Linked DNA regions of Homo sapiens: region 1 is linked to region 2. The links are chromatin contacts, found by Hi-C or POLR2A ChIA-PET in ENCODE. All regions are on one chromosome and are shown on one strand. Each heading gives the region's core, a stretch centred on a gene start or an enhancer-like site at or near the end of the contact. The rest is flanking DNA. Distances are from core to core; before and after follow the strand shown.

The links. A loop is a pair of places that touch in the nucleus more often than their neighbours do. ChIA-PET counts read pairs that join two places held with the same protein, here RNA polymerase II (POLR2A).
Region 1: a map of HepG2 shows a loop between it and region 2 (36-fold over the local background). The contact joins the enhancer-like site here to the promoter of RPGRIP1 in region 2. A Hi-C loop is called at or near these places in 1 of 168 maps with a recorded cell type or tissue (HepG2). POLR2A ChIA-PET finds 5 or more read pairs at or near these places in 1 of 52 experiments (activated B cell).

Annotation. Positions count from the first base shown.
Region 1 is chr14:23,540,059-23,547,614 of GRCh38, reverse strand. All of the region lies in intron 1 of ZFHX2 (zinc finger homeobox 2), which reads left to right. It also overlaps a transcript of THTPA not described here. Among named protein-coding and RNA genes, the nearest start is that of ZFHX2, 7.9 kb to the left of the region's middle. RefSeq lists an enhancer at 1,678-2,302. Within about 2 kb of position 2,879, at least 3 of the 41 ENCODE cell types and tissues checked have a DNase peak (open chromatin) inside an H3K27ac peak, as active enhancers do.
Region 2 is chr14:21,276,814-21,284,225 of GRCh38, reverse strand. It overlaps RPGRIP1 (RPGR interacting protein 1), which reads right to left and starts at 4,143. Exons shown (of 25, transcript NM_020366.4): 1 at 4,067-4,143.

The DNA.
Region 1 (7,556 bases), core at 1,630-4,129, 2.3 Mb before region 2:
GGGTCACACTTGGAGGCAGCCAGGGGAACTCTCAGGGCTCATGTGCAGAGTCTTTGTAGTGATAATTGGAGGAAAACATGAATGAACAGCCCTAGGAGCCCAAGAGGAAGATGTGGAGGAGGGAAGAGAAAGGAGGCGGTTTCCAGAAAAGGTTGAGAGTTGTTTCCAAAGAGAGAGTTGGCAAATGTGAATTAAAAGTAGCATCCCCACCCCATTCCCAATCATGAAACTACAATTGAATTGGTCATAACCGTATATATACAATGGCCGCAAATAAGGAGTTCATAAATCAATACCAGACCCATTCTAAACACCTATCCCAAGCCAGGTAATTATTAATACAACGAAGGCAGCATTGGCCATGTGGGCCAAAAGGCCAAAGGAGGGAGAAGTTACTGCTGCCCAGATCTTGATGTAAAGAACCCTGTGAGGGATGGCCTTGACATCTGACTCTCCATTGTTGAAAGACTCCAGAGGTATCTAGAAGAGGGGGAGGCAAGAGATGTAAAACTCACCACAACTCTCAGAGCAAAATCTGCAGAAAGAGGAGGTCTAAATACACAGAAGCTATAGAAAACAAACATGCACCCAATCAGGAATCACGAGGTGAAGGGCCAAAAAGCCCCTGAATGGGTTGAGAAATCTACAAAAGAAGACAGGGGAGAGAGCTGGGAGTGCTGGAGGACAGTCTGGCTATAATAAGCAAGGCCAGGGCAGCTAAAGAAGGGGCTGGTGGGCGGGGGGCCTGAAGGAAGGACAGTGGTGGCTGTTGCACTGTCAGCCACCGCCACGGAGTTGGGCAGCTCATATTTTGCAGCAAGCGACAGGCTGTCGACACAGTGGTCCTTTACCTCACCGTTAGAAACTCATTTCATTGATTTTTCCATCTTTCTTCTCGAGCTCCTCACACTAAGCTCGGTCAGCCCACCACCCACTTTCCCAGAGCCCCTTGCCTCTCTGGGGAAAGTCCTAGGGAACTGCCTGCCCATCCCTCCTCCCCAGGCTGGCAAGGCAGGGGTGAAAGATTTAGAAGTAACTTCCAGCCCCGTAGGGTAATCCCATGGGCTCTCAGTGGCTTCCTCATGTAGGAACTAGTCCAGAGACCAGGGTCCTCATGTGCAGTTGTTAAGGGGTGACAGGGCTGAGGTCCACCCACAGTCCTGTCACCAAGCTGTACCACTGGCATGGGGGCTGCATACACCTGGAGGAAGATATATTTTTCTAATTTCTACTGAGATGCTCAGCACCCCTCAGCATTTTTTACCCCAAAGTCTAATGAGAGAACAGGAGCCCTCTTTCTGTATTTGGCAGGAACACAGGATTACATCAAAGCTAAAGTTCAGGCCTTGGAATTCCCAGCAGGACCATCAACTGGAATGTCGCATGCACAGGGGCCTGTGCAATCAGAAAGACATGAATGTTCCAGGGTGTGCAAGACCTCTCTGCAGAGCAGTTTATGCATGGAGAGTCTGGTCCTGTGGAGCACGTTGATGTGCAAAGTCAGTGGGGCAGAATGGGTGTAGGCAGGAATTTAACTTCATGTATGCACATTTCCCTAGTGCCTCCTCCAGTCATAGCTAACTGCCCTGGACCTCTCCCTTTGGGGCTGGGCTTGGGCTAGAGGTCAAGAGTCAATTACCAGTCATTTGGCTTCTCAGTGAAGGAGGGCAGAGGGTGGGCCAAGAGTGTTAGATTGTGTTTCCCCGAGGACCTGATGGGGTAAACGCCATTTCCATCCTCAGATTTTTCATTCCTTGTTTTGTGATGCCCTTTTCTTTCCCTAATCTCAAGCCTCTGTCTTCTTTATTCCTGGGCCATGGGCATGGGTCTAGATTTTGCTGCTTCTCTTGCCTCCATCACAGTTGTCTGCATTTCCCCCCAGCCATCTCTGTGTTCTGTATCAGTGGTCTGCTTGGGCCACAGATGCCTTTCTTCTCATCTCCAGCTTCTTCAGGCTATGTGGTTTCCACAAACCTACAGATAAATCCTGCTGCTTTAGGGAAAGAAGTGCACTTGAAATTAGAGAGAAGGCCAGGGAAGGATGAGAAAGAGGTTCTGGAAAGATTAGGCAGGGAGAAGTTGGGAGAGAGTATGACAGAGATAGGAGTCAAAGGTGAAAAACCCATGACTTGGAGATGGGAGAGAGCACAGAGAGATGGCCACAATTTAAATGAGAAAGGAAGGAGTGCAGTAGGCTGTGAGGACTAAGAAATTGGAGAGCAAACAGGAAGCCTGACCCCTCCGCAGGGAAATGAAGACAGCTGAGGAGGGCGGACGAGTGGTTGTGTAAGAAGTAGGGCTGAAAAGCCAGGCCATGGTCTCGGCCTGCGTGTCAGTCCTGAGTTCAAGCAGTGCTGGCTTTGACCCTTATGGGAGGAACTGAAGTGGCAAATTAACGACGATAATGAAGTCACTGCTCCTTGTTTGTCTTTGCTGGTTTCCCCTTGAGATTTGTCCTTTGGCCAGACAGGGCAATGTGGGGGAGGGGAGGAACTGGAGCCGTGAAGGGCGGGGGAGAGGGAAGGAAAAGAGGATGGAGAAATGGCAATGTGGAGGACAAATTGACTAGAGGAGAAAAAAGGGAGGGTGATGAGTGAAGAGAAGAGGAGCCCAGAATCGAAGAGAGAAGCGGGAAGGGAGACATGAAAGGAGAATGAAAGAGGAGAGGGGTGCAGAAAAACGGCCAGGGAAAAGAACAATGGGGGACAGGAAAGGGAAACCTGGTAGGAGGAGCAGAAAAAAAAGGTGGGAGAAGGAGAAGTGGAATGGAGAAATGGCGAGCCGGAGGGAAAGAACGTGGCCAGGGCTGCAAAAGCTGCAGCTGGCAGGGCCAGTGGGCGGGGCCTCATCTCCATCTCTAATGGCTGTGAAATGAGGTTAGCGCCATTAGAGGCAGCGAGAGTGTAACGAGATCACACTCATTAGGGCTGGGCCATCCCAGTAATTACCACCACCCTAAACACGCCCGCGCCAGCCGGGCCAACCACATACGGGCTCACAGCAACACACTGAACAGGATACCCTACTACTGAAAGGGAAGCACAGGGCCCACACACGTGTACATGGAGGGCCTGGGAAAATCCAGCCAGGGAGAACAAGCACCTTCACCAACCCCAAAGAAGTACTGGGACAGGGCTACAGCCAGGTTACCAGCTGCCCCACATACAATCAAAAAACAACATACACATACCCCAACACAGGAAATAAGGCATATGGATGAATAATTATTCCATTTCCATTTATTGATACACCCAAAGTGCCAATCTCAATGATGATCCTCTCAATGGACTCAACTCCATGAGTTCCCCATTCCCTTTTTTTTTTTTTTTTTCTGTTTTCTGTTTCTGATGTGTTTGTTTTTAGACAGGGTCTCACTCTGTCACCCAGGCTGGAGTGCAGTGGTGCAATCTCGGCTCACTACAACCTCTGCTTCCCGGGTTCAAGCGATTCTTCTGCCTCAGCCTCCTGAGTAGCTGGGATTACAGGTGCATGCCACCACGCCCGGCTCATTTTTTTTGTATTTTTAGTAGAGACAGGGTTTCACCGTGTTGGCCAGGCTGGTCTCAAGCTCCTGACCTCCAATGATCCACCCACCTCGGCCTCCCAAAGTGCTGGAATTATAGGCGCGTGCCCGGCCTGCCCCATTCTCTATATGAAGAGACTAAATTGAGACTTTACGCAACTTACCTGAGGTCATTTACATATTAAGAAACAGAACTAGAATTTGATTCCAGGTCTGTCTGACTCTAAAGGCTATTTTTTTTTGTTTTTTGAGACAGGGTCTCCCTCTGTTGGAGGGAGAGTGCTTGTCTGATGAAGTTCATATGCTAATATGGATACACATGTGTAGACCTTCAACTTTAAGAGATGTTGTCACAAATGGGTACACATATCATTCAAAGAACACTACCCGCCATTATCTATCCCTTCCCTCCTGTTCCCACTCCCTCCCTCCCGCTCCTTCCCTTCCTTCACACAGGGCATGGCCAGTGCCCCTGCATGGACTGCAGTGTGAATGACGCACCCTGGAGTTGCGCAAAGCAGTGCTCCTCTTCTGGTCCATCTTATACTAAGAAACAAACCAAATGGAAGACAGCCATCTAGCACCTTCAGGCGGAACATGATAGCACATATGCTCAAGGTGACACACAGAGTAATACAATCAGACTCAAAAGACCTCATTCAAAATGCATACCAGCCAGAGTTCAGAAGCTTACAAATTAACCCAAGAGCAGAGGTACTGACATCAGGCTACCTGAGTTCCAATCTCAACTCTACTTCTTTTTAAGCAGGAGATCTTAAAAATTACTTAACCCATCTAAATCAGTCTCCATGTTTGTAAAATAGGAATGAATAGCTACATCTATTGCATCAGATTGAAGTGGAGGATTAGGTGATGTGATACTTGCCGAGGGCCTAGCACGGTGCCTGGCCCATGGCAAACATTTAAAGATGTTAGCTATTTACTATTATTACAATTAGTTTTTGTTGTAATACTATTTAAATGCAGTCATTACATCACACAGGTTCACAGAATAAAATAACCAGAAAGACTTATTTACATACACGGTCACTCAGAATGTTTTCCTTCCAGCCGGGCGCAGTGGCTCACGCCTGTAATCCCAGGCCAAGGTGGGCGGGTCAGGTAGTCAGGAGATAGAGACCATCCTGGACAACATGGTGAAACCCTGTCTCTACTAAAATACAAAAAATTAGCTGCTTGTGGTGGTACGCGCCTGTAATCCCAGCTACTCGGGAGGCTGAGGCAGGGGAATTGCTTGAACCCAGGAGACAGAGATTGCCGTGAGCTGAGATCACACCACTGCACTTCAGCCTGGCAACAGAGACACCATCTCCAAAAAAAAAAAAGAATGTTTTCCTACCAAGTTCTGGGAGACCAAATTCTTCAGCGGTCCCCCATGCAAGGATCAGATAGGATCCTGATTCTGAATTTAAGGGGACAACTCCCTGAGTGCTCATACAGAAGAAGGGTTCCGAGCTGGTTCGTGGTTGTCTAAGCCTGTGGTATGTAGAACGAGAGAACCACATCTAGCAGGATGTGAGTCTCTCCAGTGTACTATAAAATCACATAGATCTGTGCAGCAGAGCAGCTCCACACTGCTGTCCTAACACATCCAACACTTTCCAAGTCATCAAGGGAGATGCCTCCTCTCCTGGACACCCACCCCCATCAGTAGCAGACACTCTGCAGCACACCTCAGCAAATCCATGCAAATGTGAACGTGTGTGGTTTCAGCCTACCGCTTCCCTTCTCCTCCTGTCTGCTCCCTACCACCCCCATCTTCTTCCTGAGCCTACCCTTTTCTCCTCACACCTCACCCAATCTACTCATGCCCACCTTAAGCATCTTGCAAAGTGCAAGAGACAGCCTCCTTGCCACCTCCTTCTCACTGGGGACAGGCCACCATCCCAATCTGGTGCCAGAGCTGGGAGGCCTGGAAAAGATTCAATATATGCAAATCAAGACCTAGCTTCATCTTCCTCTTCACTTCCTTACCTCTCCCTCTCTCCTTCCCTTCTTCCTCCCTCCTCTTCTCTGCCTTAGCGATCTTTCTTTGCCCTTTACAACACTCCTTTTCCTGCTTGTCTCATTCCCTGCCATACTCGTTCTTTCTCTCTCTTTTGGACAAAACTTATTTGCACAAAGTAAGCTCTCCTTAAATATTTATAAAAGGGGAAGGGTCTAGAAGAGATAGGTAGAATTAAAAGGGAAGAATCAAAGTACTGTTTGTTTTCTTTTTAAATATAGAAGGTAAGATTTAGAGATGATAGAATGATAGTTTTAAATGCAGGGATGACTTGGAAAGGATCTTTGGAAAAAAGAAAAAAAGAAGACATGCAGGGAAAGGCCAGAATAGTTTTGATCCACTTATTAGCTGCTTCTGTCCAAATGTGAGCCTGGGCACAATTTCTACTCTTTGCTCTGGAATAATGGGTCTCTCTAGACCCAGCAATCAAGAGGGCTAAGAAGTGAACTCTATGGCTGAGTAGACTAGATTTAAATCCTGGCCGGGTGTGGTGGCTCAGGCCTGTAATCCCAGCACTTTGGGAGGGCGAGGTGGGCAGATCACCTGAGGTTGGGAGTTTGAGACCAGCCTGACCAACATGGAGAAGCTCTGTCTGTACTAAAAATACAAAATTAGCTGGGCGTGGTGGAGCCTGCCTATAGTCTCAGCTACTTGGGAGGCTGAGGCAGGAGAATCGCTTGAACCCAGGGGTGGAGTTTGCAGTGAGCCAAGATCGCACCATTGTACTCCAGCCTGGGCAACAAGAGCGAAACTCCGTCTCAAAAAAAAAAAAAAAAAATCCTGTCCATCTAAGATTCTGCCCTCAGTTGAAAAGGGCAGAGATTAGAGGATGAGTCTTGGTCAAGAAAGGGGTGAACAGAGGCCGGGCGCAGTGGCTCACACCTGTAATCCCAGCACTTGGGGAGGCCAAGGCAGGTGGATCACCTGAGGTCAGGAGTTCGAGACCAGCCTGGCCAACATGGTGAAACCCCGTCTCTACTGAAATACAAAAATTAGCCAGGCCTGGTGGCATGCACCTGTAATCCCAGCTACTCGGGAGGCTATGGCAGGGAGAATCACTTGAACCTGGGAGGTGGAGGTTGCAGTGAGCTGAGATCACACCATTGCACTCCACCCTGGGTGACAGAGCGAGACTCTGTCTCAAAAAAAAAAGAGAGAAAAAAGAAAAAGGGGTGAACAGAAGGAAAGCTGTCAGCCTCTGTGCAAACACCATGCTCCACTCTGTGACGGGAGACAGGAAAGAGAGAAGGAAAAGAACTACCCTCATTGAACACCCAGCAAATGCACTTTACACGTTACCTATCTGGTCTTCACAACTGAGTAAGGAAAATATCATTATTCCCATTTTCCCAGATAAGGAGACTAAGGCTCAATACGTAATTTCCCAGAGTTGCACAGCTAGTGAGTGATGGAGCAAGGATTGAACCTGGCTCTCTGTGTGTGGATCCAAAGCCCATGTTCTTCCATTGCCCTAAAAAATAGAGCTCATCTAGTTATAGTTTATTTGCTGTTTATACCAAACAATCCTCCATACTAGGGGTACACACATCTCATCCTTCCTGTTTCTCTTCCCCTTCTCTCCATGGTCACCTCCTCTTGTAATCAACAGGTTGAGACAAAAAGGGGAGGAAGGCGAGGACAGTGAGTATGGAAGGGTGCAATGCCTGAGGCAACAATTTAAGAGAGGAATTTTTAAAAAAAGGTCCTAAAATTGACTCTAAGGGAAAGTGGGTAGATTAAACAATTAGAAAAGTGAAAGGCAAAACTGTTAGGAAGGTTGGGCTTGGTGGCTCATGCCTGTAATCCCAGCAGTTTGGGAGGCCAAAGCGGGCAGATTGCTTTAGCCCAGGAATCTGAGACCAGCCTGGGCAACATGGCGAAACCTTGTCTCCACAAAAAATACAAAAATTAGCTGGGCGTGGTGGCACATGCCTGTAGTCCCAGCTACTGGGAGGGAGGCTGAGATGGGAGGATCACCTAAGTCTAGGAGGCAGAGTCTGCAGTGAG
Region 2 (7,412 bases), core at 2,894-5,393:
AGAAATATAAAGAAGAAAGCAAAAAGTATAATGGAGAAATTCTATCACCTAGAGAAAATGTAAACATTGTATTGATCTGCTTTCCGGGCAATTTAACTTGAATTGGATAATTCATACTCTGTTCTGTAACATTTCATTTTTAAAAATCACAATAAATGGAGAGCATCTTTCCAATGTCATAGTCTTAAATAGATCTATACAGATTTCATAGCATGCCTATTTTAAGAAAGCTGAATAATCACCCCAAAGTTTAAGTACTTTCGCATGTTAGACCTAGGATTACAAGTAAATCTCAGGCCAGGCACGGTGGCTCACGTTTATAATCCCAACACTTTGGGAGGCTGAGGCGGATGGATCACCTGCGGCCAGGAGTTCGAGACTAGCCCAGCCACATGACAAAAGTTAGCTGGGCATGGTGACAGGCGCCTGTAATCCGGCTACTCGGGAGGCTGAGGCAGGAGAATCGCTTCAACCCGGCAGGTGGAGATTGCAGTGAGCCAAGATCGTGCCACTGCACTCCACTCCAGCCTGGGCAAAGCAGAGTGAGACTCTGTCTAAAAAAAAAAAAAAAGTAAATCTGCATTTAGTTTACAAGTAAATCTCCATTTGAAGTACCATATATAGGGGCTGGGCACAGTGGCTCATGCCTGTAATCCCAGCACTTTGGGAGGCCGAGGCGGGCAGATCACAAGGTCAGGAGTTTGAGACCAGCCTGGCTAACATGGCGAAACCCCATTTCTACTAAAAATACAAAAATTAGCTGGGTGTAGTGGCTCATGCCTGTAGTCCCAGCTGCTCTGGAGGCTGAAGCAGGAGAATCGCTTGAGCACAGGAGGCGGAGATTGCAGTGAGCCAAGATTACACCATTGCACTCCAGCCTGGGCGACAGTGTGAGACAGCTTCTCAAAAAATAATAATAATAAATAAAATAAATAGAGTAGCATCTACAGGTTTACTTAGTCACCCACCTTCCTAGTTTCCTACTGTAGAAAAGTAATGTGAAGGAAAAGGAAAGGTGACTGCATCATAAGCTTGGTCCTCTGGACCTGAAGCCATTTGCAAAAATGGAGCTGTAGTAGAAGGGATGCTGTTGTTCTTAATATCTGGGCCCAGAGCACATTGACGCACCACCAATGCTATATGGCACTATGGAGCAATTGAAAAGTATCATTAAAACTGAAGTCACAGAAGCTCTAAGAATGAAATGGAGTTTATTGGAATGCTAGAGAAGAAAAGCCAGTTGAGACTGTCAGTGAAGGCGTGTTGAACATCCAGTGGCCAGATTTAATTTCTCAGGAATGAAAAAGTGGAATGTAGGCCGGGCACAGTGGCTCACGCCTGTAATCCCAGCACTTTGGGAGGCCGAGATGGGTGGATCACAAGGTCAGGAGATCAAGACTATCCTGGCTAACGTGGTGAAACTCCATCTCTACTACAAAATACAAAAAATTAGCCGGGTGTGGTGGCACGCGCCTGTAGTCCCAGCTACTGGGGAGGCTGAGGCAGGAGAATGGCGTGAACCTGGGAGGCGGAGCTTGCTGTGAGCCGAGATCACGCCACTGCACTCCAGCCTGGGAGACAGAGCGAGACTCTGTCTCAAAAAAAAAAAAAAAAAAAAAATGGAATGTAGATTCTAAAAGGGTTTATCAATTGTTTTGAACTCAACAGGATGAAAGACTGAAGAAACTTCCACCCGGCGTGGTGGCTCACGCCTGTAATCCCAGCACTATGGGAGGCTGAGGCGGGCTGATCATGAGGTCAGGAGATCGAGACCATCCTGGTCAACATAGTGAAACCCCGTCTCTACTAAAATACAAAAAAATTAGCCAGGCATGGTGGTGCGTGCCTGTAGTCCCAGGTACTCAGGAGGCTGAGGCAGGGGAATTGCTTGAACCTGGGAGGCAGAGATTGCAGTGAGGTGAGATCACGCCACTGCACTCCAGCCGGGTGACAGAGCAAGACTCCGTCTTAAAAAAAAAAAAATTTCCTTGCAGTGATATTCAGAATTGCAGTGCACTTGGACAAGTATAGGTTAGTGAGGGTGAAGAACCCTTTACTAGTGATAGATGGATAGACGTATAAAGCCAGCTTGATGACATCAGCAATTAAAATTTTCTTTTCCTCTTTTTTCGAGACAGAGTATCACATTGTTGCCTGGGCTGGAGTGCAATGTTGCAATCTCAGTTTACTGCAACCTCCGCTTCCCGGGTTCAAGCGATTCTCCTGTCTCAGCCTCCAGAGTAGCTGGGATTACAGGCACCTGCCACCATGCCCAGCTAATTTTTTGTATTTTTTAGTAGAGACAAGATTTCACAATTTTGGCCAGGCTGGTCTCGAACTCCGGACCTTGGGATCCGCCAGCCTCGGTCTCCCAACGTGCTGGGATTACAGGCATGAGCCACCCTGCCCAGACTTCTTTTTTTTCTTTTTTACACTCTGTATCACTGGGCAAGCATTTAAAATTTTGTAGCCAGTTCCCCTTACTCTGATTATTATTATTATTATTATTATTATTATTATTTATTTTTTTTTTTTTTGAGACAAGGTCTCACTCTGTTGCCCAGGCTGGAGTACAGCGGTATGCTCTCGCCTCACTGCAACCTCTGCCTCCAGGGTTCAAGCAATTCTCATGTCTCAGCCCCCCAGGCAGCTGCAATTACAGGCGCAAGCCGCCACGCCCAGCTAATTTTTCTATTCTTAGTAGAGACAGGGTTTTGCCATGTTGGCCAGACTGGTCTTGAACTCCTGATCTCAAGTGATCCACCCGCCTCAGCCTCCCAAAATGCTGAGATTACAGGTGTGAGCCAACACGCCTGGGCCAAGAGTAGATTTTTAAGTGTTCTCATCAAACACAAAAAATTGATGAGCATATGAGGTAATACATATTTTAATTAGCCCAAGATTGGGCAGGTGTGGTGGCTCACGCCCGTAATCCCAGCACTTTGGGAGGCCAAGGCGGGCAGATCACAAGATCAAGAGATCAAGACCATCCTGGCCGTGGCCAACATGGTAAAACCCTGTCTCTACTAAAAATGCAAAAATTAGCTGGGCATGGTGGTGCGCACCTGTAGTCCCAGCTACTCGGGAGGTTGAGGCAGGAGAATTGTTTGAACCCAGGAGGCAGAGGTTGCAGTGAGCCGAGATTGAGCCACTGCACTCCAGCCTCACGAGAGAGAGAGATTCTGTCTCAAAAAAAAAAAAAAGAAAAGCCCAAGGTAGCCATTTTCCACTCTCTCTATATATATATTTCAAAGCAACAAATTTTACACAATAAATATATACAATTTCAAATTGTCAATTAAAAATTAATTAATTTGAAAAGGAGTTTTATTCATTCTGCAGATAGTGGATACATTTCTGAGCAAAAGAGCAATATAATTAGAGCTATGGAAGAGCATTAGGAAGATTCATCTACTATTAGTGATTTGGAAATTGGGGAGAGAACAGTGTTAAGAGGATATTGCTATAGTTCAGGCAAGAAGTCTTGAACTAGGGAAGGAGGGGGGTGGGGGATGGAAGAATAGGATGGATCATGAAGACACTGAGGAAGGAGAATCAAAAGATGTGACAACTGGTTGGACGTGAGATAGAGTTAAGAGGGTGACAGGATTAAAGATGACTTGGTAATGTTGTGCTGGATGCCTGGGAGACTGGTGGTACAATAGAAAATGAATAAACCAGGCCAGGCGCGGTGGCTCATGCCAGTAATCCCAGCACTTTGGGAGGCCGAGGCGGGTGAATCACCTGAGGTCAGGAGTTCAAGACCAGCCTGGCAAACATGGTGAAACCCCGTCTCTACTAAAAACACAAAAATTAGCCGGGCAATGGTGGCGCATGCCTGTAGTCCCCAGCTACTTGGGAGGCTGAGGCAGGAGAATCGCTTGAACCTGGGAGGCAGAGGTTGCAGTGAGCAGAGATAGTGCCGGTGCACTCCAGCCTGGGCGACAGAGTAAGACTCTGTCTCAAAAAAAAAAAAAAAAAAAAGAATAAACTTATTTCATTCTTCTCAAAAACACCCCTAGGGAAGACATAGGAAACTATAAATATGCATCAGATAGAAACTTACAGTTCTTGCTTGCTCCAGATAGCTGTCGCTAATTCTTTTCTCTCAATGTTCTGGTGTCCTTTAGTACTCTAGGTTCCAATAAGCTTGTCCTTCTGGCTTGTTAAAAGAGGAGCTAATCCAGTTCTGTTTAGCTTTTAAGATGTTAACTCTTTGTAGATCAGAGTGTGTGAAGGCTGTGCTTTTTCTCTATGCATGTTTGACTTGGAGAAAGAGCAGCTTAAAGGGTCCTTAACAGATCCACTTCTCAACTAAAACTAAAGCTGAGAACACATTTGCGGGATTTGAGATTAAAAGAAATTTGTTGGTATTCAGAGGATGATCTTTAAATCTTTTATTTATTTATTTATTTATTTTGAGACAGAGTTTCACTCTTGTTGCCCAGGCTGGAGTGCAATGGCGCGATCTCGGCTCACCGCAACCTCTGCCTCCCAGGTTCAAGCAATTCTCCTGCCTCAGCCTCCCGAGTAGCTGGGATTACAGGCATGCACCACCACAGCCAGCTCACTTTGTATTTTTAGTAGAGATGGAGTTTCTCAATGTTGAGGCTGGTCTCGAACTCCTGACCTCAGGTGATCTGCCCGCCTTGGCCTCCCAAAGTGCTGGGATTACAGGCTTGAGCCACCGCGCCCGGCCGATATTCTTTAAATCTTTATCTGAAGGGCAACAACAGTGGGAGTTGTTCTGAAGCCCTGAGATCCCTTTGAAGAGAACAAACACTGCACCGTTGGTGGGATCAACATGCCTATTCAGTCCACATGTGCCAGTGCTTTCGAGTAAGAGAATGTATATCTTCCATTTCACCGTGACCACCGTTTTGAAACCAAACTTTGGGATGTAATTATGAAGCAATAGGATTTGATATAAGAAAATTAAATGTTCTTAAAAATTCTGCAAGGCTGGTCACTGCATTCATATTATATATTAAGTGGAATACGGTCTCAATTGTTACATAAAATCCTCTTTATTTATTTATTTATTTTGAGATGCAGTTTCGCTCTTGTTACCTAGGCAGGAGTGCAATGGTGCGATCTCGGCTCACTGCAACCTCTGCCTCCCGGGTTCAAGCAATTCTCCTGCCTCAGCCTCCTGAGTAGCTGGGATTACAGGCATGCGCCACCACGCCCAGCTAATTTTGTATTTTTACTAGAGACAAGGTTTCTCCATGTTGGTCAGGCTGGTCTCGAACTCCCGACCTCAGGTGATCCACCTACCTTGGCCTCCCAAAGTGCTGGGATTACAGGCCTGAGCCACCACGACTGGCCTAAATCCTCTCTTTAATGCACTGAATGGGTGCATTGAGAAAGCTCCATTCTGGTTATTGGCATGAGGTTCGGGGATTTCCAGGAGGATGAACACATAGTTAATGGGCCCCATGTGACTTCCTCTAAATCCCATGAAATAATAAAATAAAATAAAATAAAATAAAGCTAGGGAGACAATTAGGAAGTAGAGAAAGTATCCAGGACACATACATTTCCCAGTGAAGAGAGGAAAATTCAATATAATATTTTACCAGGTTTAAATGACAGATTTATAAAATTTAAAAGCTGGGCTTTTATGCACTTAAGGTTGCTTCTTGCCCAAGCTATTTCTTGATAAATCTGGGATTTTCTGTCCTTTTTTAAGATGCTCTAGCCAGAGACAGTGCAGGACAAAATTAATTTTGAAGTAAGCCAAGTTTGTGTTTGATAATCGTGTTCTCTTTTCTGAACCTCTGACTTTTGTTAATTTTTTTTTTTTTTTTTTTTTGAGACGGAGTTTTGCTCTTGTTGCCCAGGCTGGTGTGCAATGGCACAATCTTGGCTCACTGCAACCTCTGCCTCCCGGGTTCAAGAGATTCTCCTGCCTCAGTCTCCCTAGTGGCTGGGATTACAGGCACCCGCCACCACACCCAGCTAATTTTTTGTATTTTTAGTAGAGATGAGGTTTCACTATGTTGGCCTGGCTGGTCTTGACCTCCTGACCTCAGGTGATTCACCCGCCTTAGCCTCCCACAGTGCTGGTATTACAGGCGTGAGCCACCATTCCCGGCTGACTTTTGTTAATTTTTAAAACATCTCCTACCTCTTTCAGGCAACCAGTTTCCCTTAACATTCTCATTACATCTTGGAGTGAATTTACGTGATACTTTTTCCACTAGGCTTAATGTACTTCTCAATGTAGACAGTAAGACTTTGTTCTGTGTTAAAGAAATTTCAGGCCGGGCACGGTGGCTCACACCTGCAATCCCAGCACTTTGGGAGGCTGAGGTGGGTGGATCACCTGAGGTCAAGAATTCGAGACCAGCCTGACCAACATGGTGAAATCCCATCTCTACTAAAAATACAAACATTAGCTGGGCGTGGTGGCAGGCACCTGTAATCCCAGCTACTCACCAGGCTGAGGCAGTGAGAATCACTTGAACCCCAGAGGCGGAGGTTGCAGTGAGCCGAGACTGCACCATTGCACTCCAGCCTGGGCAACAAGAGCAAAACTCCATCTCAAAAAAAAACAAAAAGAAATTTCAGTCATTGGCCAGGCTTGGTGGCTCACACCTGTAATCCCAGAACTTTGGGAGGCCGAAGTGGGTGGATCACCTAAGGTCAGGAGTTTGAAACCAGCCTGGCCAACATGGTGAAACCCTGTCTCTACTAAAGATACAAAAACAATTAGCTGCGCGTGGTTGTGAGTGCCTGTAATCCCAGCTACTCTGGAGGCTGAAGCAGGAGAATCACTTGAACCGGGGAGGCGGAGGTTGCAGTGAGCCGAGATTGCGCCACTGCACTCCAGCCTGGGCGACAGAGCAGAACTCTGTCTCAAAAAAAAAAAAAAAAAACAGAAATTTCAGGTCAGGTGCTGTGGCTCATGCCTATAATCCCTGCACTTTGGGAGGCCGAGGTGGGCGAATCATGGAGGTGGAGGTTGCAGTGAACCGAGATCTTGCCACTGCACCCCAGCCTGGGCAACGAAGCGAGACTCCAGCTCAAAAAAAAAAAAAAAAAGTTAAAATACAAAGGTCCCCTGAGGCCTGGCATGGTGGCTCGCATCTGTAATCCTAGCACTTTGGGAGGTTAAGGCAGCCAATGACTTGAGGCCAGGAATTCAAGACCAGCCTGACCAACATGGCAGAATCTGTCTTACTAAAAATACAAAGAAATTAGCCAGACGTGGTGGCGCATACTTGTAATCCCAGCTATCCGGGAGGGTGAGGTGGGAAGATGGATTAGATCCGGGCAGTGGAGGGTGCGGTGAGCCGAGATGGCGCCACTGCAATCCAGCCTGGGCAACAGAGGGAGACCCTGTAAAAAAAAAAAAAAAAAAAAAAAGGCCAGGTGCGGTGGCTCACTCCTGTAATCCCAGCACTTTG